5 separate regions of the Mus musculus genome follow, and all the other regions are linked to region 1. Evidence: chromatin loops called from intact Hi-C (ENCODE). Cell type or tissue: heart. All regions are shown on one strand. Region 1 overlaps Epb41l4b (erythrocyte membrane protein band 4.1 like 4b). Region 2 overlaps Ptpn3 (protein tyrosine phosphatase, non-receptor type 3). Region 3 holds the start of Ptpn3 (protein tyrosine phosphatase, non-receptor type 3). Region 4 holds the start of Epb41l4b (erythrocyte membrane protein band 4.1 like 4b). Region 5 has its middle 20 kb from the start of Ptpn3.

Evidence for each region. A loop is a pair of places that touch in the nucleus more often than their neighbours do. Peaks named below come from ENCODE experiments on the same cell type or tissue, not always from the same donor. Only the 100,000 strongest peaks of a DNase experiment are listed, where the experiment ranks them.
Region 2: a loop joins it to region 1, with 13 times the contacts of the local background. A loop is called at or near these places in 12 of 42 quality-filtered maps.
Region 3: it touches region 1 in a loop (2.1-fold over the local background); 3 of 42 quality-filtered maps call a loop at or near these places.
Region 4: a loop joins it to region 1, with 9 times the contacts of the local background. A loop is called at or near these places in 15 of 42 quality-filtered maps.
Region 5: it touches region 1 in a loop (11-fold over the local background); 7 of 42 quality-filtered maps call a loop at or near these places.

Annotation. Positions count from the first base shown.
Region 1 is chr4:57,062,512-57,067,511 of GRCm38, forward strand. Epb41l4b (erythrocyte membrane protein band 4.1 like 4b) reads right to left here. Exons shown (of 25, transcript NM_001355492.1): 15 at 2,288-2,352. Among named protein-coding and RNA genes, the nearest start is that of Gm34738, 15 kb to the left of the region's middle. In heart, no CTCF peak of the experiment used is centred here; a DNase peak (open chromatin) is centred at 3,010; H3K27ac peaks cover 197 bases.
Region 2 is chr4:57,271,541-57,276,540 of GRCm38, forward strand. The region is part of intron 1 of Ptpn3 (protein tyrosine phosphatase, non-receptor type 3); the gene reads right to left. Among named protein-coding and RNA genes, the nearest start is that of Gm12536, 26 kb to the right of the region's middle. In heart, no CTCF peak of the experiment used is centred here; DNase peaks (open chromatin) are centred at 2,741 and 3,791; H3K27me3 peaks cover 295 bases.
Region 3 is chr4:57,298,366-57,303,365 of GRCm38, forward strand. Ptpn3 (protein tyrosine phosphatase, non-receptor type 3) reads right to left here and starts at 2,004. Exons shown (of 26, transcript NM_001384115.1): 1 at 1,916-2,004. It overlaps Gm12536 (a long non-coding RNA gene), which reads left to right and starts at 1,374. Exons shown (of 3, transcript XR_003955208.1): 1 at 1,374-1,945; 2 at 3,406-4,338. In heart, CTCF peaks have their summits at 1,581 and 2,432; DNase peaks (open chromatin) are centred at 1,566, 1,956, 2,466 and 3,466; H3K4me3 peaks cover 3,455 bases; H3K27ac peaks cover 1,915 bases; H3K27me3 peaks cover 735 bases.
Region 4 is chr4:57,141,098-57,146,097 of GRCm38, forward strand. Epb41l4b (erythrocyte membrane protein band 4.1 like 4b) reads right to left here and starts at 2,059. Exons shown (of 25, transcript NM_001355492.1): 1 at 1,751-2,059. The coding sequence starts at 2,056. LOC108168956 reads right to left here and starts at 3,554. Exons shown (of 2, transcript XM_017320489.1): 1 at 3,509-3,554; 2 at 2,161-2,894. The coding sequence starts at 3,554. The coding sequence ends at 2,161. In heart, a CTCF peak has its summit at 2,678 (motif pointing left); DNase peaks (open chromatin) are centred at 1,134, 1,714 and 2,634; H3K4me3 peaks cover 2,352 bases; H3K27ac peaks cover 1,559 bases; H3K27me3 peaks cover 3,672 bases.
Region 5 is chr4:57,318,073-57,323,072 of GRCm38, forward strand. It overlaps a transcript of Ptpn3 not described here. Among named protein-coding and RNA genes, the nearest start is that of Ptpn3, 20 kb to the left of the region's middle. In heart, a CTCF peak has its summit at 2,707 (motif pointing left); DNase peaks (open chromatin) are centred at 659, 999 and 2,849; H3K27me3 peaks cover 779 bases.

The DNA.
Region 1 (5,000 bases):
TTTTGTAATCTTTATTGAGCTTCTGCTACAGAAGGGGTATTATAGTCGTCCTTATGGGGAGTTAGTCTGGATGCATGCTCTCACCCCAAATGAGAAGTGAAATCTTAACAGATCACAGAATAGAAGACCTTGGAGATCACTTAGCCCAGCCCGTTCTTTTCAGGGAGGAAATGAAATCAAAGAAAGGGGAATGATTTAGCTAAGGTCACACGGCAAGGGAGGCTGGTCCCTGTCGATTTCCACTCCTACAAACAGTCCTATGTGCTAAGCTATTTTCCCAAGCTTTGGTCTTGCTGGTTTGCTTTATGTGGCCCCACTGGATAAATGACAAAACTATCAGGATACACAGCATGATGGTTGAGACTTTGACTTCAGTTTTAAAGCCAGCATATCAAAACGATTCCTGAGCCTTTAGCTACCTTCATAATTGAGAATGCATTCCACAGTAAATCATGGCTATCTGTTATCTTCAAATGTTTACAGGGACACGAAAAGCACTAATGACACTTGTACAAAAACATTCATGCGATGCCAGGACGCTCCTCATGGAATGCAAAGGCACCATGGTGGTGACCGGAGGAGGCTTCAGTCTCTCAAAGTGCGGTCATGAGTTTGTCCCGGTACGTGACACTGTACGCCCCTCCTAAGTTCCTCTGGTTCTGGTCCTGGACATAGTCAAAGTGGCTGCCATCTCCACTGGCTGAGGTTTTCCAGTGTGGCCTGTCATCCTGAAAACATGGCTTGTTTTGTTTGCAGATGGAATGGTTACTGGGAGAATGGAAGACAATTCAGAAATGAGCGTGGTCAAGCATGCATACACAAAGGAAACAGGGGTTGGGATGGGGGAGTGAGTGGGGTGCCTGACACAGAAGTAGTAGTAGGTGACTTCAGAAGGTTAAAAAAAAAAAACCCCACTGTGATCGTCTACCAACTTTGAAGCTCATAAAAGCTGTTTCTGGCAAAGTTATACTTTTGCAAGGGGTGTCTAGCGGTCAGGGCAATCTAGGGAAAGCTAGATGGGGGGAAGCCTCCTTAAATCTGATGTGCATGGTTATGGTTTTGGATAGCATCTGCCACAAGTGTGGACCAATCAACTCTCCTCAGGATGCAGCTCCAGAGAGCTCTATAACACAGAGAGTGCAGGGTGCCACCTGGGTCCCACTATAGAAGGTCTAGCATGGGGCTGAGTCGTGGTTCTCAGCAGACAATTAATCCTGGCATCAGCCTGGCCATCAGGGAACCTGCTGCCTCCGGGCAAAGAATCGGTGTGGGATTGCCATGGAGGGAGAATGCCGGGTATGAAATCTGGTTAGACCAATGGTAACAAGATGACACCTCCTCTAAGCCTCGTGACTACCTGTCATGTCTGAAAAACAAACCACCTTCGTCTGAGTCACACTAAGGTTTAGAATTATCACCCCACTAACATATTCTGCCCTAAAATGCTCCGTGAATAGCAATGTGTTACTACTGAAGACCGCCCCCACTGTGTCACATGATCCCCATGAGCTTTTGCCCAACTTGTTCAAGCCACATCTGATTCGACTGCTCCTTCTCCATGCTTCCTCCGAAGCAAAGGCTCACAGCTCCCCCTCGCACAGCCTGAAGTCACCACCCATGCTTCTGAAAGAGCTGGAAGCATCAATGCCAATCAAGACCCATTAAAAATGCAAATCTTAAGGACACGTCTGCTCCCCAGGGATGGTCCTGACTCCAAATAGCATGGCAGGTGCCAGGTCACTCCTAGGGCAGTGCAGGGGATACTGATACCCCTCTAGCCAAATCCCACCTATTGTGAATCGGGTTTCACTGGGATATAGTCGTGTGTTCTCACACAAATCCTCATTGCTTGTTGTTGTCTTCAGACAGCAACCACAGAGCTAAAAATACAGACTCTCCTTGGCTGAACACTGCCACCAAAGAAACATTGCCCTTATTCCTAAGGGGTAAAAAAATCCTTAAAAAAAAAAAAAAAAGGAAATCGCTATCGACACAACTTCACTCTCATTCCAAGAACATAAATTCTCAGAATAAGAAAATGTTACTTGGAAATCTTAAGCAACATCTCTGATATAAAACCAAACCAAAATATTTGTGGTTAGAACTAAAAGAAAAAAAAAATTCGTTATTTCACAGACTGGTCCCTTGCTTCCTTTGCTGTGAAAAACATCTGGTTTTGCCCTGGTCCTATCGCCCTGAGGAGTTGTTCCTGCGGTGTGCAGGGGGGCCTTCCAGAGGACAGGAAAACAGGTCTCTGTTACAGGTCTCTGTAAGCTCGAAAACTCACCTGACATTTGGAGAGTGAGGGCGCCACCGGGGCTGGCTGGGGTGGACGTCAGGATGGTACTGAGGCTGGAAAGGAAACACCAAAGCTGATTACTCAGTGACCTTTGGATTTCAATGGCCGGCACACAGTTTGCTTTCTCCAGCAAGGGCACCCACCTCAGAGGCCAAGGGGGCTGTGAATAGGAAGCTGGAACCAAGCCCTGGGGGGAGGGGCAGCTGGGCCTTTCCCAGGATGATCTCCTTTCTTCCCTAACAAAGGGGGATGGGGAGGTGTTGGGGGCTGGAACCTAGGGCTTGGCTCACCAAATACCATCTCCAGAGAAGGATCTGGGAGGCCAGGTGCCACATCTGACTCAAAGGAGTCTACCCAGCATGCCCTGGCCAGACAACACTCCTCTCACAAGGAAGATGGGCTGAGTGGCTTCTCTCTTCAGAAGCCACTTTTGTTGTTGACAAACAGATGATGACAGACAGACACACGTAACAGCCTAGCTACATTGGCACACACACAGGGCTGGAAGGACAGAGTAATGAAAGCAACAGTATCGTGGGTGCATAAACAGTAACATCATTAGGAGGACCTATTAATTTGATGAGACTGGAGACTGGAGTGGACTGAAGGAAGGAGAGTAGGAAGCTGTTCCCTAGAAGATTAAGAAACCAGTGTGACGCCTGGATGGGCCTAGCAGGGTAGCTGGCTGGCTGTCATTCCACTTCTCACCTGCAGAGGGCAGCAGCCCGGGACATTGTCAGAAGCCATGGGGTGTCTTAAGGCTAAACTTGATATGGGGTAAAATCTGCTCCCCCAACCTGAAAGTCACTTCAATTGTGCAACCATTAATCTTTTAATTATTTCTTTCCTTCCTCCTCCTTGCCCCTGCTGCTGTGGTTAATAAGCAGTGGCCTGCTTTCTGTTACAGAAATTCTCTGCAATTCTGTTCAATTCAATCTTCATGGCCCTGCGAGGCTCTCATGCTGCCTGCCTATTCTGTATTCCTGTAGCCATTCTTTCCTCCTTCAAAGTGCCTGTTGGCACCCCCAGACGACATGGCGCAGAGCGTGGGATCTGGAGGGGCATGTCTGCAGGAAGACCTCAGTCCTGACCTGGTGCAACCTCCTTCTCTTTGTCTCTTTTGGGGATACCAAAACCCATAGGGTTTGGGTGGTTAGCCCAAAGCCAGCCATAACCAGGCTCCACACACTAAGACTCCAACAAGAGAGAATGACTAACCTACAACTAGGCCCTCTGCTCTTCCGTGCTTTTAAACACACTGGATTCACCAGAGAGAGGGGCAGAAACTTCATCCACAGAGTTGGGGATAAAAGGAGATTCCAGACCCTTCCTTGGTATATCTCCTACTTTAATGCTACCTCAGGTACTCTGTCCACAATGAGGAATGCATGTGTGTCTCTTTGCTTGTCACAATAACAGAAGAGAGAAGCCAAGTTTACTGGAATTTCGGGGACAATGAAGAACTGCCCCACCTCAAGAGACAAGTGTCCTCACTGAGAACATGGCTGACTCTGCAGCTGGCTGACTCTGTAGCTCTAAGAACGAACAGTGCTGCTGTGTTATCCCCTTTCCAACAACCCTTCTCAGACAGCATCATGAAGTGTCCAGTCCACTTATAGCCAAACTCTGATGGGACGACACAGGGACGCTAAGACTGGCCAAGTACAGGGTCTCCTAGCAACCCTGTGGAGAGATCCATGCCTAGAGTGCCCGCAGATCTGCCATGAACAAGCACAGCCCTGGATGGTCACTGGGAGCAAATGCAAGGGGAGGCAGAAGAGGGCGGGGTCACGGCAGGTGGGGCTGTTTTTACTTTCTTATTTTTATTCTCTCTCCTGCAAGGGCTGGCCACCCAACAGCGAGGTGATTGAGTCTTTAGGGGTCTTCAGAGGGACCCTGGTTAGTTCTCCTGGACCCTTGTGTACTGGCTCCCCATCTCACCATGTAATCTCTCCTTCCACATACACTCCTGTTCTTACACCACAAATCCCTTACCAGAGCTGAGCGGAGACCAGCACTACTCTTGAACCTCCAGAGCTATGAATTAAATGAACTTATTTTACTTTATAGAGTAGACAGTACTGGGTATTTTGTCACAGCAATGGGGTGGGGGTGGGGGAGACTAATATAGGACTCCAAGTTAGGAGTCACCTTTAAGCAGAAACAAATGACCATCTGAGAAGCAAGGCACATACCATCCATCCAGAGTCACCTTAGGATCTCTGAAGTCTACAGATGCCAAATTCCTACTCAAGTGTGTTAGGAGAAGGTGGTTATTCTAGTAATGCCGGCCACATGGTTTTAACACAAAGAGCTGAATTCCACTGGAGCTGGGAGCTTCCAACTTAAAAGCAAAGGAGGAGGGGCTCCCAAAGTGGAAGATACTGTAGCAAGCAGATAAGAGGCAAAGAGCTCCAGATGGACAAGCATGGGCAAGCTGCACTAACAGGAACCTAAGGGCAACTGCTTACACTGTAGCTGCTGGGAACTGAACACCGGTTCCAACAGGAGACATAAGCAAATGGAAGGAGTCTGGGCTGGCTGCGGAAGGCCAGACAGGGCTACCCACAACAGCTGTGACAGGGTGGGCTATGGAGGGCTTCAGCAGAGGTGGATAGGCAGGTAGAAGGCATAGACCCTGGTTGGTACTGCTTGGAAGGAACACAACACTGGGCCGAGAGACTGAATGCCTGGGCCTGAT
Region 2 (5,000 bases), 210 kb after region 1:
TGAAGACAGTGACAGTCTATTCACACACACACATATACATACATACATATATATCTTAAATTAACACAACTACTTTGGCAAACTGTTGGGGAAAATCTCTACCAAGCTGAACACACCACCACGTTCCAAGATATGACAATCTGATTCCTAGGTATGTGTCCAATGAAACAACACATTTCATTCACAAATATATACGTACAAGACTCTTCATAATACCAGCAGATGGGAAGAGATCTAAATTCCAATCGGCTGAAGGATGGGTAAATCATGGCATGCTCAGATCATGCACCTGTATGTAGCCAAGCAGAGAAATGAATCCTTGCTGTGGGCAAAGCAGGATTTTCTTTAATGTTACTTTAATGGTTACTGTTAAGAAGCCAGGCACAATTCCAGGTACTGACTAGTGGCCGCTTCTGGATGGTCCTGAATGCTTTTGTATGTGTGCAGCGATGCCTACAAGTGAAAGCCAGAGGTCAGCAGAGGTTGCTGCTGTATGGCTTCTCTCCACGTTGGTTTTTTTTGTTTTGTTTTTACATCTTAAGATTGTGTGTGCTTGTGTGTGCCTGAGGAGACTAGAGGACAACTCGCAGGAGACCGGTGGCTCCTTCTCCCACGTGAGTGGGTCCCAGGGATTGAACTCAGATTGTCAGGCAGGGCAGACGCTTCGGCCTGCTGTGCCGCCTCACCAACCCCGACCCTCCGTCTTTAGCTGGTTTTACTAGAGAGCTCAAGAGTGGGAAGGCAGAATAAAGAGATTGGCAACTGAACACAAAGGCCGCAGCAGCATCCTGTGGATGCGCTCAGGGAGAACTTGAGACTAAGCGGTTTGGAGGAGGCGCAAATGCAGATGAAGGTTGAGGGGGGCTGTGCTCCCCCTCCCCCATGCTGTGCTCCCCCTCCCCCGTGCCGTGCTCCCCCTCCCCCAGGGTGTGCTCCCCCTCCCCCATGCCGTGCTCCCCCTCCCCCATGCCGTGCTCCCTGCTTTCTGACCATTCTACACACACACACACACACACACACACACACACACACACACATACACACACACACACACCACTCCCTGGGGGAAGCCTTCCTGGGTCTCTCAGCCAATGTGTTAGACTCTCAACTGTGCTCACTGTAATTCTGCACTTAAAAGTCATGATGTGGGTTTCTAACTTCATTTCCTACTACCAGCCTAGCTCCGTGAGGTCGGGTGCTACTCTGGCTCACTGGGCCTCTGACACTCAACACTGACGGGCAATCCGTTAAGTACGTTAAATAAACCAATAAATGCATGAAGAATTAAGCATCTCCCAGTCTTCCAGGCGATGCTCAAGCTATCCATCCAAGGTCCATCTGTTCTGGGGGACCAAGGCAGAGACACCCGGAGAGACAGCACCAGATACCAAGGCAGGACCAGATGTAAAGACCTAGGCAGTGGGAAGAGAGATGTGTCGCTCACCTGTGGGAAGGAGGGCAGAGCAGACCAGAGACTGAAAAAAAAAAAAAATCAAACGTCTGGGATAGCAAGGACCACAGACTAGGTACATAGGACGACAGAAGCTGTGCTTTGAGTCCCTAGCAATAAATTCAAGGTGCTCTAGGTAAAGTTCTATAACTAGCTCGGGACAGGAAACCTCAAATATTAATAATTTTTTTCCTGGAGACTGATAGTACTAAAAAAAAAAACAGGAAAAAAGAAGAAAGCTGACACACACACACACACACACACACACACACACACACACAGAGATTTCCACCCACTCACCCACCACCTCCACCATGCCCTTTTCAATAAAAATGTCACTGGAATCAGGGATGTACTTTCTGAGTAATACAAAAAGTTATCAAGAGACAACAAATGTCTTCCCGAATGCTTTATCCCACACGCAACTGAATATGTCAGCTCTGTCGCTGGCTTCTCCTTTAAGAATCCCAGGTGGACTGTGTTCTTTTAACATACAATAGCATAGTTAGGAAGTACATTATTATTAATGGGCAGCGGCCCTCAGAGCTTCCTTGGGAACTTCTATAGATGATTCTCGGTCCCACCTCCCATGGGAATTCAGTGCCCTGGGCCTTTAGGAACCCCTCAAAGGGCAGTCTGGAAGCTGAGATCGCTGAGGTCCAGACAGTGGCTCTTCACACGGCTGGCCTTGGAACACAGCGAGGTCTGCAGGGCAGATAAAGTATCCTCACACAGACACTGAACAGAAAACCAAGGTCTTCAAGGAGGAAGCCGGGAAGGAAAGCAACAGGAGCCGCATGCCAACCACAGGCAGGGCTTTGCAAGGCCATTTCCCCCAGGCAACCTCTTATCCCTGTGCTAGCTAGCATCAGGGATGATCCTAGCACTGAAAACTGAACCGTGGCTGGTGATGCTTCCCAGCATGGCCCGAGTATATTTAGGGAGACTTTTCCCTCCTCCCTGATTGTCACACGAAGGCCTTGGAACCTAAGGACAGTGTCACTAAAAGTTGTTTCGTGAAAACTGCAGAATATTTTTCCGGCAATTGTCCCTAAAACAAACCTTGATAAGAGCTTGCTTGACATAGATGCTAAACTACATATTACCGAGCCAGGAGGTGTTTCCAGATTGTCTTGAAACTGTGTCTTAAACAATCTGGCTGGACAATAGATGCTGACAGATTGCCCTGTTTCCTGTACCGCAGCCATTGGGGAACTCGGGGGTTCTATGGCTTCCTTTATAAGCCTCTTAATTCCAAACAAAGCCAAAACCCAAACAGGAACACACTGGCCTCAGGAACCAGGGACATCACAGCTGCAGACCAAGCCACTGACATCATGGGAGCTGAGCCTATTTGCACAGTGTTTCAAATCAAAGAGCACTGGGGTAGCGGGAACACTGGCTGTGGGTTCTACTGTGATTCAGATCTTAATCAAAGATGATATTCTGAGAACATATTATAGAAAAAGCATGATCTCATTATGCACACAGCTGGGGCTCAGTAAATATTGCAGAGGGAATACATAGGTGCCTAGCATGGACAGGGAGTAGACATGCATTAAAAGGCACTGTTTGTTTATTACCATTGAGGCGGGGTCTCATGTAGCCAAGGCCTGAACATAAGGCTCTTAATCAATGCTAAGTTTCTGATGTGAACAGGAACTGACTATAGAATCCAGATTTTGTAGGGCTATCTTAATGTCAAATATCTCACACATTTATAAAGACTTCATTTCTATAATGTTATCCCTTTTAAAGCAACTCACTGGTGTTCAAAGGCAGTTGCTACTATAGCTGTTATATGCCTCTGGAAAAAGAAATTGGGCCTTTACTTTGAGAATGCACGTTTCAGGGCCCAGGGATGGAGCTCGGTGAAGTTGCTCAGTTTGTATAGCAGGCCTAGGGACCAGGATTTGATCTCCAGCCCTGTATAAACTGGGCAACATCCACCTGTGACCCCAAACCCTCAGGAGTAGGTGGAGGCAGGGATAGCAGAAACTTAAGGCCATAAGACTTTCAGAAAAAGACAAATGGATATTGATTCCATTTAATTTAATTTATTTGAGACAGGGTCTTATATAACCTAGGCTGGCCTAGATGCTTCGATGTGGTAAAGGAGAGACTTGAAAATCTTGGTGCTATTAGATGTCAAGGCATGCCCCACCACAACCAGATCTTTTAAAAGAAAACAGTCTGGATTTATAAACAAATGTGTTGAGTATTCTGTTAGTGAACCGTGGAACCTCGAGACTAGAGCCAACCCAGGTAATCACATTCAGGCTGACCTTGCCAATACTGCCATCTAGTGGCCAGCAGAGGAAAGCTCTTGCCTCCAACCCTACGACTTAGGGGGAGACACAGGTTGGCTGTGTTCTTGTTTACTGTGCAATCAATCACTCTCCGGCTGGCTATGTAACAATTTCTCTGCGGCTCAGCTTCTTTGTCCTGATCCTTCCTCCCTGCTGGGCTGAAGAAAGCTTTCTTCCTTCCTCTTTTTTCTTCCTAATTCTGAGCATCAACAGATGATGGATCTGCCTGACAGGGAGATTTCTAGCACAGAAAGGAACACAGCGTCCCCATCAGCCTCGTGATGACTCACCAAATCAATACCAATTCTCATCAATTATCAATATTTAATGGATGGGACATAGAAGGTTTATTTGGCCGCTGAGAGAATATCAGTGTTGCCTTTTCTTTTTTCTTTTTTTGCTGGGATCATGGAAGCTGGGCTGCATTTTTTTTTAAAACAATTTAGTCTTGGTGCAGGAAGGGAGGGGTGGGGGTGAGGGAAATCAACCAGGCCCTTAACAACCACATCACATGCTTTATGATTCTCCCAGGAAAAACATAAACCAGTTCTTCCACCACTGCCTCCGCCTGACAGGCAATGCCCCCAGGCTTTGGTTTGGAACCAGGATAAGGTGCCCGAACATTCTAAAGGAAGTGAGAATGCCTTCTGCAGATAAAACTTTACAGGAGTGCGGAGATGAGTCTGTGGATAAGGCACTCAGCATCCAGCCTGAGGACTGGAGTATGGGAGTTCGGATCCCAGCACCTACATAAAAACCAGGCAACATAAACCGGGCGTGGTGGCACATGCCTTTCATCCCAGCACTTGGGAGGCAGAGCCAGCCTCTGAGATTTCTGAGTTTGAGGCTAGCCTGGTCTACAAAGTGAGTTCCAGGACAGCCAGGGCTATACAGAGAAACCCTGTCTCGAAAAACCAAAAACCAAAAACCAAAAAAAAAAAAACAAAAAAAAAAAAAAAACAAAAAAAAAAAAAACAGGCAACATGGCCATCTGTAACCCTGGAGGCAGGCGGGCTCTCTGGCTGAGGAGAATCTACAAGCTCCTGGGTGAGTGAGAGGAGGTATCACATGGGTACAGACACACACTTACACGTAATTTAAAAAATAAGAGGAAACCAGGTGTGAGAGCTTATCCTTTAATCCCAGCACTCCTAAAGCAAAAGCAGGTGGGTCGCTTGCACATGCTTGTGAGACACACACACGGCCATGTGTACAGACCCCAGGGTTTGCTCTTAGGCACA
Region 3 (5,000 bases), 240 kb after region 1:
TATTTAACTAGAATGGCCTACTCTCAGTCAGAAAATAGCTTACCATTGTTAATTTTCAACTAGTCAATCTCAGGAAGGCTTCCGTTTTCCAATACAATCTAGATCTTGATTTAATCATCGGGAAAGACATCTGTGTAAGACACACATGGCAGTCTTATCCAGAAGAAAAAGCTCTGCCCCCAGAACCAGAAGCATGGTTTCCTCCATCCCAGTCATACCCAGGACGGTACAGTTGCCTGCTCAGAGCCTCAATGTCTTCCTCTATAAAATGGGATCGTGACACCAGTCTCAGAGGGAGACCTGTAAAACTGAAATGAGATAGTCCACATACCTAGCACAGCTCTGCAAGGTGACTGCAAAGGTTCGATATTATCATTGAAAAAAAAGAAAACAAAAGTCCAGATGAAATCCTCATTTAGCCTAGGTTACACAGAAGGCGGAGGCTATCTCACTCAGTTAATTCTACTAAAAGGGGAAAGAGGGACGACACGGGGGGTGGGGTGGGGGAGGGGTGGAGGTGGTGAGGCACTTCAACCCAGACACTATATAGAGGCATTCCTGGTAGGCACGGTCGGAAGCAGGCTGCTACTGGAACCTACTGAGCAGAGGCTTTTGGGCACTCTGTAATGCACAAGGAGCAGCCACCACAAAGAACGATCAAACCCGCTGTGAGAAGCTAAGAGACCCCCGCTCCCCAATCCAAAAACATAAGGTTAAGCATGAGAGCTTTGCAGAATATGCATCTTTTTCCCAACCAGGATTTCCAATTCATCCGCTTCGACATTTGCAAGATGGATCATCTTGCAAAAATAGTTCTTTCTGTGAGGCCCGAGTGTCAACTTCTGGAGTTTCGGAACTCACAAAGACTGCCATTAAACAAGAGCAGCTCACCACCGCTCTGTGGAGTTGCTTTTTTCAAAGCCTCAGCAGACGTTCTCCTGGGCACAAACACAGACCCAGAAAATGACTGCCTAATTCTACCTTCCTGACAAAATGGGAGCCATGAGGGTCTCTAACTGAATTAAAATCACATCACGCCAACTGCTCGCTTGCTTTATGCCGGGCACGGAGCCAAACACCTCCACACCATTTATCCTACTTAATCCACCACCAACCAGGCGAGGTGGGCATTATTGCTGCCTGCGTGCAGTGGAGGAAATGGAGGATCAGAGAGGTTAAACGACTCGTCCAAGGTCACCAGCTGGCCAAGGGGAAGAGCCCAACTTGAACCTAGGTCTAGAGTTTCCCAACCACAAGTTCCCTGTACCTTCACGGAACACCCAGGTGTCAAGTTATCTTAACTTCTCATGAATTTTTTAAAGGCAACCCTCAAGTTCGTAATAAGTTTAGGAGGCAGCAACCGGGGGCGGGGGTTTCCGGGCGCGCTCTCTCCCTGCACAACGCAGCAGTGTCACACCGCAAGTTACCAGAGAAGCCACCCCGGTCGCCCGCGGAACGGGGCGGATTGGTTTGGCACTGGAGTTCGTGCCAGGCCCAGGAAATGCCATCTTTGCAATCTGAAGGGGAATTCGCCCCGGGTGGCTGAGCTTCGGGGACCGCGGAGAGCTGGATCCCCGCAGCGGTGCGCCCCCTCTGCCGGGCTGCGGATACCTCGGCGCCAAGCCCAGGGCTCGGCCAGACTGGAGCGCACGCCCACGCCCGCGCCGCTGCGTCCAGAACGCCCAGCCTTTTGCCGCCCACGCCCGCGCCCCGCCCCAGCCCCGCCAGGTGATCCGGGCCTGCGCCCCCCGGATGCCCGACGTGGCGCGGAGACCTGGGGCTACCAGCTCAACCGCTAGTCCTCCCGCGTGTCCGCCGAGCCCCGGACCGGGTGGGGGTTGGGTAAGCCCCGCGTGTCCGCGATCGCAGCAGCCCGCGCTCCGACCCTCCCCGCAGAGGACCCAGTCTCCCATACCTGCAGCATCCGGGGGCGCGGGGCGCCCAGGTAGGTCGCGCGGGCGGGCGGCACTGAAGCTCGCTCGCGCCGCGACCTGGCCGCCGTCTGAGCATGCCCAGTGCAGCCCGCGGGCGGCTCCCGCCGGCCCGGCTGTGGCCGCGACGGGCCCGCGCGCGGGGCGGGGGACCCGGGACAGGGGCGGGCCCGGGGCAAACTCGTGGGACGCTGCCACTGGCCTCCGCAGACCACCTGCCAAACTCCCGCAGACCTCCAGGTCCCCTGGCTCACGCACGCAGCCATTCGTGCTTTTAGCATTTATTGAACACCTACTGTGTGCCTGGCTTTCCCGGATTGCATGCCTAAGAATGGCAAGGGCTTGGCGCTCAACGAATCTGAAATGACAGCGAGCCTTGCGCGGTGGCTTCGTGGCTGAGTTGGGGGTCTCGCTGACTCCAGCGGCTCCGTGGCTGAGTTGGGGGTCGCAGGGCTCCTTTGCTGGTCCTAGGACACCAGGCAGGTTAGCCCTTCCCAAAGCCTATAGGGCCCCTAGTGGCGGGCGTTCCAGCCGGCCTCTTCCGCCTCCTCCCACACCTGTCTTCCTGCGCTCCGACTGCACCTTCCTCCCCATCATACCCTCTGAACTTGACCCGCCTGGAGACCTTTACACTGCCTTTCCCTCGAGGTAGGACGTCTTTTGCCCTGCTTTGCTGGTGTTTCGAGCCCTCTCACCATTCAGGTGCCTCTTGTAGGAGAGACCTTTCTGGCTACCTTTCTAAATTAGCCCTGACCTCTTGCTCCCTCTCCAAGTCCATTACCGCACTCCAAGCATGTATCACTTATCCATTCAACAGTTACTTACGTTCTTCACACTTAATATATAGACAAAATCTCTGCCCCTTGTTGGGAGTTTAGAAGGGACTTTCTCGCAACAAACAACAGGTCCGTAAACAACGCAGGGTATTAGGTGATAAATTCTAAGAACAGGGGAAAGGAGCCAGGCAAGAAAGATAGGGGGTGGCCCGGTGAGAGCTGGTGGAACAACCAGATCAGGTGACAAATACCATTCAGTCACGCAGCTAAACAAGGAAGCTTTCTTGGGACGATAAAGCCGGTGCAAAAACAAAACAAAAACAAAAACAAAAAAACCTCAAAACAAAACGAGCGCAAGCTTTGTGCCCGTGAAACGGAAGGGCGAGCGGAGGGGCTGCTGGAGTATGTTGCCGGCTGTCTCTCGCGACTTAGATTTCCCCCTTAAGGAGTACCTCCCCTCTGTGTCAGCTCGGTAACTCCGCCTCTCAAGAGACCCAGCCTCTAAACGACGCTTGGCTTCCAGTAAGAACTAAAAACGTTTTGTTGAATGAATATGATAACAAAAGGATGGAGAGATGGTTAGGATTCTATGGTCGGACCTGGGTGCTAGATATCCCGAGAACCTTTTGTTCCCATGTCACCACGAGACCCTCAGCCGTGCCTGACTTCCTGGCTTAGATCCCGGTCTCTGTCCCAAGGTAGTGCACCGCTGCAGGCGCCGCCAGAACCTCGCGTCCGGGGAATTCCTACAGAGCCCGGAGTCCTAGGGGTTGCACTGTCCTGGCCCCGCCTAGGATCGCACGCAAAACCTGGAGCTCGGGCGCCAGGGCAGCACTTTTCGGAGTGGCGGGGAGAGCACTGGGCATGCTCGGAGCCATGGGAGCCCAGCGTCCGGAAGGAAGAACCCCCAGAGGGATTGGCGAAGCTGCCCACTGAGTCCCACCTGGCCGTCAGTCTTCTACTTCCCTGCAGGGAGTACTGGGTCACCCTCCTCCCCCAAGCATGGTGGGAAGACTTGAAATTCAGAGACAGCTGACTGAACACAGTGTCCTCTACCAGCTGCTGTGTGATCTGCTACCAAAGCCTTGCGCTCTCTGTGCCCTAAATAATACAAATGCCTACGCTTGGATCCGGGGGAGTGTGGGGAATTGAAAAAAAAAAAAAAAAAGAAAGAACGGGAATTTATTCAGTCCACCTTAAATGTTTTTTCCCCTTGATGAGGCTTGAATCCAGGGCTTTGCACACAGTAAGCACGAATGTCTTCCAGTGAACTAAGCCCTGTCCCAGACTCATTTCTTAAGTGCCTATCTCAATCATTCATCCATCATCCTTTAACACTTTTTGGACTGCTAAGGTGAGGGACCTGGGAATTGTTAGAACTGTCCAGTTTAAATAAAGCCTGCTGGAATACATCGTTACCATTTCTTTGCTGTCACTGCTTAAAGCAGTGTTCTCAGATTTGAGCTGGAAAATAGCTGAGAACTTCATTGAAAAGCTCTAAAAGTTATTTTTTAACGAATTAAATTTTTTTTTTGTTCGCTTTTCGAGACAAGTGCTTCTCTGTGTACCCCTGGCTTCTTCTGGAACTCACTCTTATACATGCCCAACTGGAAACAAGTGGATGTTCAAAGGTAGAGTAATGACTGATTGTGTTCTGATACATTGGTTGAAATAATTATTACAATTAAATCTTGCTGGGTCCCTACTACAGGGTCTGTGGGTAAGGAAATTTGCAGCCAAGCTTTCTGTCCTGAGTTCAGTCAATCCCCAAGACCTGTCAGAGTGGAAGAGAACTGTGCAGCTTGTCTTCTGATGTTTCACATGTGTGCACACACACATACATACATACATACATACACACAATAAAAAATGAAATTATGAAAGTATACTGCAACATGAAAACAACGATGAGTGGAAAAGCTGAAAACAATTGACTGTGGAAAGGTGACACGGACACACTTGCTAAGAATGCAGATAATAGTTTTAAAGCCAGGCACTGTGGTCCATGCCTTTAATCTCAGCATTTGGGAGGCAGAGGCTGGTGGGTCTCTGTGAGTCTGAGGTCAGCCTGATCTATAGAGTTCCAGAATAGTCAGAGCTACACAGAGAAACCCTGTCTCTAAAAACCAAAACCAAGACTATATAACAATAATAATAAAGTTTGGGGAGTTTGAGTTGGTTTTTCTCCCTTAAATTTATCCTCTAACTCCTAAGTGGTTTTGTTGTTGTTTTATATGTGACTTTTTTTTTTTTTTTTTTTTTTTTTTTTTTTGGAGACAGGGTTTTGTTTGGT
Region 4 (5,000 bases), 79 kb after region 1:
ATTCTTCTGTGCCCTTTTATAAAAAAAAAGGGGGGGGGGGAGAAGCCTTTTAGGAGGCCACTCTTCCCATCCCCCACGACCCCACCAGCTGCAGTCAGTCAGCTTCCCAACCTGTTCGTTTGTGTACCTGTTTGGATCTCTTTAGCACACAGGCACTTTACTCCGTTTGCAATTTTTCATCTCAGAAACACCACTTAAGCCTGTCGCACAAACCTGACAGTAGCAATACATTTTATAAGCCAATTATCCCTGGGGAACAGCCACGAAAACTACCAGGCAGGGAGCACCGACAAAGTTCCCGGGGGTATCATTCCTCTGCCAGATGCAAACTGCGCCACAGCCTCTCTCAACCCAAGCTGCCCACTCACCTAGCCTCTGCTCCCCGACTCGCAGGCTGCCTCTCTGCATCAGAGCTGGCGAGCCTCATTCTTGGGGAGCGGTGACATGCATGCTTTTTAAAAGACAACAGCTTTGGGCTGGGGAATGTTGGCACCTTTTCTATGAAAAGGCCTCGCGAGGATATTTTTGTGACAAAATGCTCTCCTATAGAGCACAGGAACCACAAAAATGAAACTACCATAAATTGAAGCTGTCTCCAAATTAACCCACAGGAAGCAGCATTAGAGCCTAGGCTAGCGAGGCTGATTTTTCCCATCTGAAACCCTTACAGGTTAAGTGTTCTCTCCTTAAATCCAACGAATTCCTACCACCCAGTTACAGACTGTCCGGAGGCCTAAACACTCCGGACAATCTGTAACTCATCTAAAGCTCAATTACTGCGGTGTCTTCAGTCATGCCCAAAGATTCCCGAAGGCACCGTCTGCCGCAGCGCAGTGGGCGCCCGTTAGTGCAGCGTTTGATAGGATCTGACTGGCCCCTTCGGCCAAAAAGGCTCTTTTGGCGGCTGGACTCCCTGTCGGAGACACTGGCGCTGGCCTAGCTTGCCACTGGAACTGGGCCCGGGTGCAACCACCTGTGGGTGTGTGAACCGGACGCAGGCCCTGGTGCTGCCACCCCGGGATGCCCTGAACGAACCACGCAAACTGCCGGGTGTGGGAGAGAGTGGGTAGGCCAGTCCAGAGGGGACCGGGGCCAACTCCCAGCACGCCAAGGCTTATCTCTCCGTTCAAAGCGGACCTGGCCTGAGTTGGCTCCCAAGTCGCTCCACTCCCTGCGAGGTTGTGAGCCAGGGAGCACTTTGGGATAGGCTCCCTATGGGGGCCATCCACGGGGAATCGGGAGAAGGCAGAGCGGCAAAACTGTTCCCTAAGCCTCTTCCCAAACTTGGGGCACCTGCTGAGCAGCAGGCAAGGATTTCTTCTCCACCAAGGCCTGATACCCAAAGCGGGATACCCCGGAACAGCCCTGCGTCGCTTGAAAAATTCTACTCAATCCAGCAGCCGAAGGCCAACATTGGCAGGGAATGCCAGCCACCTGCGCCAAGGGGAGGGGACGTAGGGACGTGTGCATGGGATAGCATGGGGTAGGAGTGAGGCACAAAAATCCTAGGTGGTCGCCAAAGAAGGGCGCCGCAACCCTGCGGTTGCAAGGTGCCAAAGACTGGGCCCCAGAGCATACCCGGGCTGGTGGTCTGGGAGGGTTCATGGCTGGGGAAGATTGGCAGAAGATGGGGGAGGGGTCCCCAAAAAACAGCCCGGGTAGCTTCCCAGAGAGAAAGAAAGACTGGGACAGGGGGTTCTGACCCAAGCAGAGCAGGCTGCTAGTGCCCCGCACGCGCCGCGTCACTCACCGGCAGGTCCACGCTCACTTCGGTTCCGTCGAGCAGGAAGACACGGCAGTAAAGGGTGGCCTTGGCAGCTCCCGAGGCGGAGATGTGCACAGCCGCGCCGCCGGTGAGCAGGGGCCCGCCGCCGGCCGGGAATACGCTGCCCCCGGGCGCGGCGGGCAGCACCGAGGAGCTGGCGGCGGCAGCCGGGCCCCCTCGCGGCCCCCCGTCGCGCTCGTCCCCCAGCCCGGCGGCCCCGCGCCCCGCCGCGCCCCGCGCGTAGCGCTGCATGGAGCGGCGGCCAAAGGTCCGGCGCAGGAACCGCAGCATCCTGGCCGGGGGCGCCCCCTGCCTCCGCCCCCTGCGCTGCCGCCGCGCCGCCGCCCGGGAGCGCCCGGCGCCGCCGTCAGTGCCCGCCGCGCCGCGCCGCCTCCCGCGGGCTGCGGCCCGGGGCTCGCTCCCGCCCCAGCCGAGGCCGCCGCCGCGCTCCGGCCGCCCGCGGGACGCGTCGGCCGGGCCAGCGCCCGCCGAGAGTAGCCGCGCGGGAGAGAACGCGCACAGGCGGCCCGGGGGACCGTCCCGCTGCTGTCGCCGCTGTCGCTGCCGCGCGCTTGGGGCGGTCGGTCGGTGCCGGCTGCTGCGTGGCCGCTGCCCCGCGAAGAGCGCCGCGGGGGGACCCGGCTGCGGGCTGCTCCCGCGCCGCGCGCCGGCCGAGGGCCAGCCGGAGCAAAGCGCCTGCGTGCTCCCGGCGCGCTCGCTCCCACTCGCGCCGCGCCCGGCCCGAGGAGGCCCCCGCCGAGCGCCCGCTCCCGGGGCGCCTTTTCCTGCGCCCGCAGCCCCCGCCTCCCACCTGGGAGGGCTGCACCTCCAGCCGCCGCCGCCGGCACTGCAGCACGCCCTCCTCCCCCGGGGCTGCGCCGGGCTTGTGCTGCCCCCTGCCGGCCCGAGCGCCCCCTGCTGCTGTAGGTGCGCTCACGTGCGTACACGTAGGTGAGCACACACGTGTTTCCGGGCGCGCAGGACCCCCTAGAAGTCCAAGAGTTCCTCCTGCTTGACCAGATGAAGAAAATAAGACTGTCTCCTTCCAGGGAAGTCTTACCCCTAGGGCAAAGAAAAACACGGCTCTTTCTGGAAGAAAAACAAAAACAAAAACAAAACACCAACCGTACTCAGTTTCTCCTTCTGCAGAAGTGGAGTAGGCGACCTAGAAGGTCCCTGCCACTTAATGAAATTCTATCTGCTTAAAATCTCAACCCTGGCTGGAGCTTTAACCTGCCAGTCCAACGGACCCGTTCCAAACAAGAAAATTGAGGCCTGCGAGGAGGGGAAGTACTTTTCCATACTCCTTTGGAGACACCCTGCTTCAAGGACCTCGCCCATGCCCAGAATTAAGGAAAGGTCCTGCATAAGCTATTGCTACTGAGAAGGTTGGTCAAGGTTGGACAGACTCCTGGGAAGCGAAGCAGAACATAAGAATGAATTGCATAGGGCACATGGAGCAAACTGGAGACAGCGAATTGCTAACAATCAATGCCCACAGGTTCAGGGTTTGCCCACAGACAAGTGAGTTGTCCTGTGTTGCAGAAAGGAATGTGGGAAATGAAGCTGAAAGGAGGCCAGGCCTTTGGGGAGAATAACACTACTGTTTATCAGGCCCTAATTTTGTGCCAGACATTACGGTAAGCCCTTTCCATATGTCTTAATTTAGCCTGTTAGCGTACAGGTTATTACCTGGATCATACAAAGGAGGAAACTGAGCTTTGGAGAGCTTAAGAGACTGACATACAGACTCATTGGGCTCCAGAGCTACTGGTGGAGCTTGTAACATGGTTGGCAAGCAAATGACAGTTTAAGAAAGAGTTGGGGAAGCAGTGACCTCAGCAAAGCACACAGAGAAGACAGGGGGTGAATGTAGGACTCATTCCAAAAGAGACATTTATTGAAAGCCAGGCATTGTCTTAGATTTCACCGTTTGCATCTTCATTACTCCTCATTCCAACTCTCCAAGACAGTTCTATGCATTCCCGTTCACTTAGATGGATTTAGAACTTAGGTTTGTAATATGCTTGCCCAAGGTCTGACAGCTGCCCCGAATTCATTCTCTGATATTATGGGGACCACCCATGTGACAGTTTACTCTGTAAAATGGCATCTACACAATAAACCATTGGATACCCACTCTGCCCTTTACCCCCACAACAAGATTGAACAGAAACTATGTACAAATTGGCATAGCCCAGGCCAGCTGACTAGTTTCTAAGGCTATCTCCAGGAATGCTGCAGCAGAGTAGCCACTCCAAGATGTCCACCTATGCATCTTGCATTTGCATCGTTGTGTTTCACTGTATGTAGCAAAGGTGGGCTTGGTTCTACGCTCGAGTTAAAAAGGTTGAAGTAGGGATTCATAACAGTAGCATAATTACAGTTAGGAAGCAGCAATGAAAATAATTTCATGGTTGGGGTCACCACAACATGAGGAACTGAATTAAAGGGTTGCAGCATTAGGTAAGAAGGTTGAGAACCACTGCTTAGAAGCAAGAAAGGTAAAGGGTGATTTATGCCCTAGGAAGTCTAGAAGGAATGAAACACTGGCTTCAGCCTGTAAGATCCACCTCGGCCTCTAGCATGGCAAAGTAACGCTTTAATGTTGTTTTAAGTCACTGTATCTGTGGTTCTCTACGTCAGCCAAATAGGAAGGCAGGCACGCTACAAGGGATGCAGCTTTGGAGAATCACAGCTTTCAACGCTATTCATTCATCTGGTGTGCATCATCTGAGTGTGTAGTTATTCAGAGCTTCTCTCCTGTTGAGCTCCAGGCTCCATTAAGGTTATCGAGCCCAGATCCCCACACTTGTGACTCCGGTCAGACCCAATGGCCTCTGACAGTGGCATGCTGAATTGCATGGAGATTCCAATATATCAGGCCCCGCTATCCGATGGATCTCGCCCCATTTAGCTCTTACATGGAGGAGAAATAAGTCTTCAGACATTACTACACAGTGGTTCTTGTCACCAACATTTCAACCTCAGAATTTGCACGTTTCATGAGCAACCTTGCATTTTACAGTTACAGGACTGTATGTTCCAACAGCTGCTCATTTGCAGCTGCTGTTTTCAGACCCTAAAGTCTGTTGTTTTATCAAGTCTACAAGCAACCCCTCAAGTCTTTCTTTTTTTTTTTTTTTTTTTTTTTTTTGGTTTTTCGAGACAGGTTTCTCTGTATAGCCCTGGCTGTCCTGGAACTCACTCTGTAGACCAGGCTGGCCTCGAACTC
Region 5 (5,000 bases), 260 kb after region 1:
ACAGGTGGATTTTTGAGTTTAAGGCCAGCTTGGTCTACAGAGTGAGTTCCAGGACAGCCAGGGTTATACAGAGAAATCCTGTCTCAAAAACAACCAAAAAAAGAAAAAAAAAAAGGTTAATCCCCCATATACATGTCTAGAGACCCATCTCCTGAGTGATTTCTAAATTCTATCAAGTTGACAACACCAACCACCACAGGGCCATAGACTGTTAATAAGATGACAGAGTGTGCCTTTAATCCTAGCACTTGGGAGGCAGAGAGAGGCAGGTAGATCATTGTGAGTTTAGGCTACAGAGCTAATTCAAGGAGAACCAGGGCTATATAGATAGACCCTGTCTTAAAACCAACCAACCAACAAGAAAAAGAGAAGCGGTTCTGATGCCAATGCAGAGCAGAGAGTGTTTTGGGGAAAGCCACTCACTTGTGTCGGGCATTCCTCATTCCCCCATCTGCCTGTGTTCTTGACTTTCAACCCTTTTCTCTAAGCCTAAAGAAGCTGCTTTTTATGGCTTGTACCTTGGGCTTTTTTGGCTTCTATTTGGGTCCAGCCAACAAGAGACAGCATCAGGATGCGGGAGAGTGGAGAAGGAGAATGTGGGGTGGATTTTTAACTTCACCCCGCCCACTGGCTGCCTTTTGGCAGCTTGCCGTGTTCTTCCCCAGATCTCCTCTGGGCCTTTACGTTTGGGGAAGCAGTAACTGCTTCCCATGCCTGCAGATGCCCACATGCTTTCTCATCTTTATTTCCTTGAACCTGTTCAGCCCCCTCTCTCAGTAATCTCTCCACGACACACTCTCTGATTACCTTTTTGAGTGTGCCCCGTGCTTCCTGCAAAGACAGGAAAACAAAAACATTGCCTGGAAAGGTCAATAATTCTGGCCTCCGTGCAGCTCGGTTCAATTCAATTTGGCAAACATTGACTGAGTGAGGCCTTCTCTCCCAGGCTCTGCGCCAGGAACTGGGGTCAGAGAAAACACAGACACAGAACCTGCCTGCAGGGACCTAGCTAGCCACAGCTTCTTGGGAGGCTGGATGCCGGGAGAAAGGGAACCATGCCCTGCACCTTAAGTGGTAGGCAAGAAGGGGACAACTGGGTCTGGAGTTGTGAGGTGCTCCCTCTTCTAGCCCACCTGTCTTGGTAGGGAACCCCCTACCATCTTCCAGTCGTCATAACTTTGGCTTCTTTTCAAGGAGCCCTGAATATACCAGCCTAACTAGCTAGGCCCCATTGGCTTTCAGTGGAGGGCATCCGAGAGAGGATGAAGAGGCGTCATGGGCCTGGGAGCCCTGAGGTAGAGATAAGAGCTGTGTCTGACATGTGCCCTAGGTGATCCACTGGGATTCCCCAGCCTGTGAATGACTTCTGACATGGGAGGGTGAACCTGACAAACTCTGTAGCCCTCAAAAAATGATGACATGTTGCCTCCTCTTGTTAGGAAGAAAACAGTGGGGAGAGCAGTGGTCCTGGGACCCTCCCACTTGTGTTCTTTCTAGTGCTTCCTTTTCCAATCTTATTTACAAACCTGGAGATTGAACCCAGAGTTCCGAGCATATTAGGTAAGTACTCTACTACTGAACAACTCTCCATCCCCACCCCTCCACCCCCTTTAAGATAAGGTTTCACTGAGTCGTCGAGGCTGCCCTGGACCTTGTGATCCCACTGTCTCAGCCTCTAGAGTAGCTGATATTACCTGTCTACAGCACCAGGCCCTTTTCTAATATGGTCTCTGAGAATTTGTTACAACTATGAGCTTTTACAGCACCATTGCTTGCTAGACTCTTAGACTCTGACCCACTCATCAGTCTCGTTTTAGGACCCAGCACTGTTCCTGAAGCATAGTATGACAGCAGAAAATTATCTATCTTGCCGAATGAACTAAAGTAATTAATTTTGGTAGTAGTAGAAGTAGGAATAGCAGTGGGGTTATGGCCCTTGTTTGAAGAATGCAATGATCGTGGCTGGTGACAGAGAAGGGACCTGTGTCGTTTATGACAGAGCTGGGACTTGGTACAAAGGACCAGGAGGACGGATACAGCCGACAGGGATACAGTTCGATGGAGCACCTACCTGCTCCTTGCTGGAGACTGTTTGGAACAAGTTTACATCAGTTCTCTCCGTTTTACAGACAGTCTCGGAGGTATGGACATGAACAGCAGCAGGCTTTACAGTCAGGGGCTTCAAAGACTTGGAAATATGGATCTAGGATCACACCAAGAAGAGGCAGAACTTACACTCAAACCAAGACACCCATGTTTTGAGCCACCGACTTCATTCAGAGGCAGGAAGGAAAGGAACGCACAGGCCAATCATACACCATTTGCAAGACATTTATACATACACCTCTACACCATGGCTCATTGTCCCTTCACTATCTCTTAAAGAAAAGGAGAGAAGGAAATTAAAACAAAAAGGTGCGTGAAGCACCTGGATTTTAGGCACTGAGATTTTGGGAAAGTTGAGAGCAGTACTGAGTGACTTGAATGAACTTGGGCGACCAGGCTCCCTCTGCTCCTGAGGAGTTGTGTGACTCTGACCATGCTCCGTACACTCTACATCCTTATCTATTTTCAGCGAACTTTCATGAAATTTGTGTGTGTGGGGGGGTGGGTGGGTGGGGGGTAGCGTGCTGGAGGGGGTGCGTAATTTTAGCGTCAAGCACAAGTCTTCAGCGCCCTCTACTGTTCAGCTGAGGCACTGTTGATCTGATTTGTTAGGGTCTCTTGAAAGCAAGGGCTACAGCTTTTCCGCTGACAATCAGCTGTGAGCGACCAAGTTCATCCACAGAAGTCCATAATGTAACAAAGAGAAAGCCAGTTCTCGCTCTTCCATCGCATCCGACTTGGAAGTCCTGCTGATCTCGCCCACACAGTTCCAATTATTTTCCTAAGTGCTGCCGCCTGACTGTTCAAGCACACACCCTCTCCACCCAAACTCCACACCACTCCGTCATTACGGTCACCGGACTGTTTGCCAACTGCCCTTGGGCATGCCTGTCTTTTTAGCTCGAAGTCTGGTGTCGCTTGCCTTTGCATTCTCTCCCTGCCCCCTGCGTACAGCGTAGGGCACATGAGCTCTCCAAACAAGTTCATTCAAAGGATGACAACCAGACGGAAGAACAGATGAACCAAAGCAGCTTAGTGAGCTAAAGAAGGCTTGGGGGTGAGGAGCTGTGAGGGGTTGGAAGCTTCCGATACAGGAAGCTCCCTAGTTCCAAACTTTTTGGGGTTCAGGGCATCAGCGAACAGAGGGGGCAGATGGAGGGCTTTGGAGGATGCAGCTGCTCACACAGGTGTGCTCGCTTTGAGAAGATGCTACACTCAGTGCACTTCCGGTTTGCGTGTTACTCGACAAGAAACCTGTACTTTGAGTGGCTCTTGAGAGGGACTTAGCCTTCTATCTGTAGCTTGGTTAGTGTTTTCCCTGGTGTCCTCCAATTCTATCTGGGCTGATCTGTACCGTGGCAGAAGTCATCTTCCTGATTTCCTGGTCCATCCTCTATCCCTGAAGAATAGTTACAAGGGTAGGGACAGGTTATTGGGTTTCCTTGAAAGTGTTTTCTACATTTGCTGTCTTTTAAAAAATAATTTCTTCCACATTTGCTATCTTTAGTTACCTTGTGTTTTTGTTTTTTGTTTTTTTTTTTTTTTTGTTTTTTCCGGAGCTGAGGACTGAACCCAGGGCCTTGCGCTTACTAGGCAAGCCCTCTACCACTGAGCTAAATCCCCAACACTCATTTGCTATCTTAAAAAAAAAATGATTCCTAGCACTTGGGAGGCAGAGGCAGGCGGATTTCTGAGTTCGAGGCCAGCCTGGTCTACAGAATGAGTTCCAGGATAGCCAGGTCTACACAGAGAAACCCTGTCTCAAAAAAAAAAAGAACAAAAAAACAAAAAAACAAAAAAAACAAACCAACCCCCCCTCCAAAAACCCCCCAAAACCTAGCCAGGCGTGGTAGCGCACGCCTTTAATCCCAGCACTTGGGAGGCAGAGGCAGGCAGATTTCTGAGTTTGAGGCCAGCCTGGTCTACAGAGTGAGTTCCAGGATATCCAGGGCTACACAGATCTCCATGGGTGATCTCATTCCTTCTCCTGACCAACCTCACGATCGTGACTCACCAAGACGATCTCACCCCATCATTACTGAGCCCTGGGGACCATCTAGCCAGATGCCTTTTTGATACCTCTACTGGACCCTCTCAGCGGCAATACACTCAGCATGCTTGAGAAGGTTCTCTGCATCTTCTCCTGCCTCCCCAGAGAGGCTTTTCTCTCTCTCTCTCTCTCTCTCTCTCTCTCTCTCTCTCTCTCTTCTGTGTTCTTTACTTCTGTGGGTGCCTCCCTGGAACTGGTCTGGCTTCCTGTTCTAGACTACATTATTGTTAGGCAGTACCCACAGTCCCTCACCATTTCTGCTCAGAGAGTCTCTTTCTTAGACTCAACTCCTCTTTGGGTCTTAATTTCAACAAGGGAATGGCCATTCGACATTTCCTAACAGGCTCTCACGGCACCGTGCTGGGGTTTCCAAACCCACAGGTGCTACAGGTGGCTGGTATGCCTTCTGCCTGGATTCCTGGATGGAAGCTGACTTGATTTTGACCTTTTTTTTTTTTTTTGAGACAGGGTTTCTCTGTATAGCCCTGGCTGTCCTGGAACTCACTTTGTAGACCAGGCTGGCCTCGAACTCAGAAATCTGCCTGCCTCTGCCTCCTGAGTGCTGGGATTAAAGGTGTGCGCCACGACCTTTCGTCAGGTACCAAGGCCAGCTGAGCGAGTTGGAGCCTCATGAACCCACAGACACATGAGTAGGCTATAAGTGTGTGTGTGCCTTATGTCAGTCACTCAGACTTCTGTTCACTTCTGTGACTCACTTGCCTCATCCAGCCTGCCCATTTCCCCTCCCACATCTGTCCTGATCCCTCCACTTACCTCCTTTCCCATCATGGCTATCCCTGGCCGGGCTTTCACCATCTTTTGCTCAGACTCTTACAAGGCCTTT